2 separate regions of the Homo sapiens genome follow, and region 1 is linked to region 2. The links are chromatin loops, found by intact Hi-C in ENCODE. Cell type or tissue: HepG2. All regions are shown on one strand. Links, peaks and the distances in the headings refer to the core of each region. The heading gives the core; the rest is flanking DNA.

Region 1 (2,809 bases), core at 176-2,675, 86 kb before region 2:
ATGTTTGCTGGTTATTCTGCCCATTAATTGATGCAGTTTCTTCATAGCGTCAATGGTTTTCACAATTTGGCATGTTTTTGCAGTGGCTGGTACCTGTTGTTCCTTTCCATGTTTAGTGCTTCCTTCAGGGGCTCTTGTAAGGCAAGCCTGGTGGTGACAAAATCTCTCAGCATTTGCTTGTCTGTAAAGGATTTTATTTCTCTTTCACTTATGAAGCTTAGTTTGGCTGGATATGAAATTTTGGGTTTGAAAAGTCTTTTCTATAAGAATGTTGAATATTGGCCCCCACTTTCTTCTGGCTTGCAGGGTTTCTGCTGAGAGATCCGCTGTTAGTCTTATGGGCTTCCCTTTGTGGGTAACCCGACCTTTCTCTCTGGCTGCCCTTAGCATTTTTTCCTTCATTTCAGCCTTGGTGAATCTGACAATTATGTGTCCTGGGGTTGCTCTTCTTGAGGAGCATCTTTGTGGTGTTCTCTGTATTTCCTGAATTTGAATGTTGGCCTGCCTTGCTAGATTGGGGAAGTTCTCCTGGATAATATCCTGAAGAATGTTTTCTAACTTGGATCCATTCTCCCTGTTACTTTCAGGAACACCAATCAAATGTAGATTTGGTCTTTTCACATAGTCCCATATTTCCTGGAGGCTTTGTTCGTTTCTTTTCACTCTTTTTTCTCTAATCCTGTCTTCTCGCTTTATTTCATTAATTTGACCTTTGATCACTGATATCCTTTCTTCCACTTGATCGAGTCGGCTGTTAAAGCTTGTGCATGCATCACGAAGTTCTCATGCTGTGGTTTTCACCTCCATCAGGTCATTTAAGTTCTTCTCTACACTGTTTATTCTAGTTAGCCATTTGTCTAACCTTTTTTCAAGGTTTTTAACTTCCTTGCAGTGGGTTAGAACATGCTCCTTTAGCTTGGAGAAGTTTGTTATTACCGACCTTCTGAAGCCTACTTCTGTCAACTTGTCAAACTCATTCTCTGTCCAGTTTTGTTCCTTTGCTGGCGAGGAGCTGCAATCCTTTGGAGGAAAAGAGGTGCTCCAGTTTTTGGAATTTTCAGCTTTTCTGCTCTGATTTCTCCCCATCTTCGTGGTTTTATCTACCTTTGGTCCTTGATGTTGGTGACCTACAGATGGGGTTTTGGTGTGGATGTGCTTTTTGTTGATGTTGATGCTATTCCTTTCTGTTTGTTAGTTTTCCTTCTAACAGTCGAGCCCCTCAGCTGCAGGTCTGTTGGATTTTGCTGGAGGTCCACTCCAGACCCTGTTTGCCTGGGTATCACCAGTGGAGGGTGCAGAACAGCAAATATTGCTGCCTGATCCTTCCCCTAGAAGCTTCATCCCAGAGGGGCACCTGCCTGTATGAGGTGTCTGTCGGCCCCAAGTGGGAGGTGTCCCCCAGTCAGGCTACACAGGGGTCAGGGACCCACTTGAGGAGGCAGTCTGTCCGTTTTCAGAGATCGAACACCATACTGAGAGAACCACTGCTCTCTTCAGAGCTGTCAGACAGGGACGTTTAGGTCAGCCGAGGCTGTCAGCTGCCTTTTGTTCTGATATGTCCTGCCCCTAGATGTGGAATCTAGAGAGGCAGTAGGCCTTGCTGAGCTGTGGTGGGCTCCGCCCAGTTTAAGCTTCCCAGCCTCTTTGTTTACACTGTGAGCATAAAACCACCTACTCAAGCCTCATCAATGGTGGACGCCCCTCCCCCCACCAAGCTGCAGCATCACAGGTCTACCTCAGACTGCTGCGCTAGCAGTGAGCAATGCTCTGTGGGCGTGGGAGCTGCCAAGCCAGGCAGGGGAGGGAATTTCTTGGTCTGCGGGTTGTGAAGACTGTGGGAAAGCGCAGTATTTGGGCAGGAGTTTACTGGGCAGGAGTTTACTGTTCTTCCAGGTACAGTCCCTCACAGCTTCCCTTGATTAGGAAAGGGAAATCCCCTGACCCCTTGCGCTTCCCAGGTGAGGCAACACCCCGCCCTGCTTCAGCTTGCCCTCCGTGAGCTGCACCTCCTGTCCAACCAGTCTCAATGAGATGAACCAGGTACCTCAGTTGTAAATGCAGAAATCACCAGTCTTCATCGATCTCGCTGGGTGCTGCAGACCGGAGCTGTTACTGTTTGGCCATCTTGGAAGCAACTTCTCGTTTCTTCTTTATAAGGCTGTAATCCCATTGATGAAGGTGTCTACCCTCATGATGTAATTACCTCCTAAAGGCCCAATTTCCTAATACCATCACAATGGAGGTTAAAATTTCAATACAGTCATGTATCACTTAATGACAGGGATATATTCTGAGAAATGTCTTGTTAGGCAATTACATTGTGCAAACATCATAGAGTGGACTTATACAAACCTAGATGGCACAACTACTACACACCTAGGCTATATGGCATAGCCTATTGCTCCTAGGCTACAAACTTGTACAGTGTGTTACTGTACTGAATGCTGTAGGTAATTTTAACACAATGGTAAGTATTTGTGTATCTAAATATAGAAAAGGTAGAGCAAAATATGGAATTATAATATGGGAACACCATCATACATTAGGTCCATTGAAATATTATTATGCAGTGCATGACTCTATAAATTTTAGGTGGGCACACACATTCTGTCCACAACACCTTCCCATAGGATTATTCATTTAAACTCGAAATGAGCCTGTGAGGTCACCAAGCCTGATATCCTTGTCCCTGGGAATCAGAGCTGTTAAGAAACTTACTCAGAATCATGGTAAATGGGAGAATCAGAAAGGAAACCCCTGGTCTTCTGATTCCTGGCTCTAGCTCTTATTACTTCCCAGTATCACTTCT
Region 2 (2,809 bases), core at 149-2,648:
AAAGGCTGTGCAATTTAAAAGGCAGTTCCTCTAAGGAAGCTCTTTTGATGTGCTAAGGAAAGAACACCCTAAAAATAACTTCTGGAATTACACACTCACAAAACACATTTGTAACACTCACTTTTCTAGCTAGGAATCATCTTCACAACTTTCATTTTGGATGGGTGTGTTTTGTTTGGGAGGAAGGAGGGGCCCCAAAGGCAACTCCTGAAACACTACGGAAGAGCAGCTGCTCCTGGCACTGGAGAATTCTATTTTCATCTCCACTTACACATAATTATCTTCTAAAGCGATGCTCCCCAGAGGGGTCACAATGACATCGGCCTCCCAGATAACCTCCCCAAGCAGGCTGCTTCTGGCACTATCTTGGTAAGTGGAGGCAGGAGAGTCTGAAATCAGGCCCCCGCACAGCCCAGAGAGAGTCTGAAATCAGGCCCCCATATAGCCCACTTCCCCCGAGCCCTCATTACACAAGGGCCAGGCCCCTTCCTTTGGAGGCAAAAAGGAAATTAAATGTCAACCAAATAAGGATATTTCCCTTTAACTCCAAGGCCAAGGAATCTGAAGTAGTGATTCCCCCAGTAACTGGGCAAACTGAACCGACGACACAGGCCACAGACCAGCAGGCCAGGCCCGCTGAGGGCCAGCCTCCGCCTGGAGTTCCTTCTTCTTTTTAATGACCAATACTCAGATTGCAGGCTGAAGTGTTTTTATGACAAATAAGAACAACAATGTGTGAACACTTTGTAGGCCAGTAACAAGGCTGGCAGCAGAGGGCCCTGGGCCCACGTACCAAGACCACACAGCCATCTACTCACTGTCTCCAAAGGTCCTCTTGGATGTTCCTCCCTGTCCCACATTTTCAAGGCCAAATGTGGCCTGCTGACCAGGAGAGCTGACTCAACTCTTTTCACAGCATAGTGATTTTATACACAGAAGAATCCTGGAAGCCCAGAAGAATCCACATAGCTTGCACACTGACCTTGGCATTTTCTAAATCTACCCAGGTTAAAGACCACCTGAATGGCAGGCATGGCGTTCACCAGGCAGGCCCAAGGCTGAAGGGGTCGTGGGGGGAAGAGCCCACCAGTTCACACGTGTGAGGCCCTGCAGCTCACAGCAGGGCAGCTAAGCACACAGTTTCCTAGCAATTCCTGCCACCACAGCCTTGTCTGTTTGCTCTCTCTTCTTCGTGTTTGTGGTTTATGTGTGGGTGGGTGGGTAGGTGAAAAGCATACAGAAAGGAAAGGGTGGTGGATCAAGGGTCAGTACAGCACTAACATTTTTTAAAAACCTGCCTAGAAACAGCTGCTGCAAAATATCTAGGCACACACACAGCTCAGCTACATCCATCTGAACTTAGAAAAGTCCTCAATGAGCTGGCCCACACTACCTGCTTTCATTCATGCTCACAGGCACAACAGTGGCTCCCATCTTACTAGAACAAAGGCCACAGTCCACGCAAAGAAGGACCTCTTGATCCTCATCCTCTTCTTTACTCCCAACCTCTCCCTTTCCTCCCCTGACACAATGGACTCAAATTGTACTGTCCCTACACTTCAGGGCCTCTGCCTGTGCTGTCCCCTTCACACAGAATCCTCTTCCTCCACACAGCAGCTCCTCCCTCTCTCCCCCTTCTCCAGCCCCAAGTGCACACATTCCTTCTCAGCAAAGCCCTCCTTGACCACCTCACCTTCCCCTCTGCTGCGGGACTCTTCCACTTTTTCAGCAGTCACCAATATCTCACATACCACCTGGACAGAACAGAGTCCCAAAAAACTCATGTCCACCTGGAACCTCAGAATATGAGCTTATTTAGAAATAGGGTCTTTGCAGATATAATATTTTAAGATGAGTGTGATGGTTAATTTCATGTGTCAACTTGACTGGGCCATGGGTGCCCAGACTTTTGGCCAAAGATTATTCCTTGTATGTCTGTGAGGATGTTTTCTGGATACAATTAACATTTGAATGGGTAGACTGAATAAAGCAGAATGCCTTCCCTCATCTGGGTGGACTTCATCTAATCAAATGAAGATCTGAACAGAACAAACAGCCTGAGTAAGAGGGAATTCCTCTTGCAGTGTATGTAAGCTTGAGCTGGGACATTGGTCTTTTCTGCCTTTGGACTGACCTGAACTGAGAAACTGGCTCTTCCTGGGTCTCAAGCCTGCTGGCTTTTGGACTAGAACTTACACCATTGGCTCTTCTGGAACTCAAGGTCTCAGTACCTGGATTGGAACTGACACCATTGGCTCTCCTGGGTCTCAAGGCCTCAGTACTTGGATTGGAACTTACACCATTGGCTCTCTGGGGTCTCAAACTTGCTGACTGCAGCTCTTAGGACTTCTTAACCTTCATAAACATGTGAGCCAACACCTTATAATGAATCTCTTTATATACATACACATAACCCTATTGGTTCTGTTTCTCTGCAGAACTCTAACACAATGAGGTCATACTGATGCATAGTAATGTGCAGACAGGTAACACTAATTAATATATTGTACACTTAAAAATGGTTAAGATGGTAAATTTTATGGGGTTTTTTGCCACAGTTTTAAAAAAAGGCAGTTGTGAAAGGAAAATAAATCTTGGGGCCCCCAAATCACTAAGCTAAAGGGAAAAGTCAAGCTGGGAACTGCTTAGGCAAACCTGCCTCCCTTTCTTTTCAAAGTCGCCCCTCTGCTCCCTGAGATAAATGCATATCTGCTTGCTTCCTTTGGAGAGGCTAATCAGAAACTCAGAAGAATGCAACCATTTGTCTCTTATCTACCTATAAGCTGGAAGCCCCTGCCCCATTTCGAGT

The links. A loop is a pair of places that touch in the nucleus more often than their neighbours do. Peaks named below come from ENCODE experiments on the same cell type or tissue, not always from the same donor. Only the 100,000 strongest peaks of a DNase experiment are listed, where the experiment ranks them.
Region 1: it touches region 2 in a loop (4-fold over the local background); 2 of 110 quality-filtered maps call a loop at or near these places.

The regions. Positions count from the first base shown.
Region 1 is chr11:93,443,087-93,445,895 of GRCh38, forward strand. No RefSeq gene overlaps it. Among named protein-coding and RNA genes, the nearest start is that of SMCO4, 99 kb to the right of the region's middle. RefSeq lists an enhancer at 1,298-1,870. In HepG2, for the core only: no CTCF peak of the experiment used is centred there; a DNase peak (open chromatin) is centred at 1,655.
Region 2 is chr11:93,529,151-93,531,959 of GRCh38, forward strand. All of the region lies in intron 1 of SMCO4 (single-pass membrane protein with coiled-coil domains 4), which reads right to left. Among named protein-coding and RNA genes, the nearest start is that of SMCO4, 13 kb to the right of the region's middle. In HepG2, for the core only: no CTCF peak of the experiment used is centred there; DNase peaks (open chromatin) are centred at 871, 1,221 and 2,081; H3K4me3 peaks cover 1,180 bases.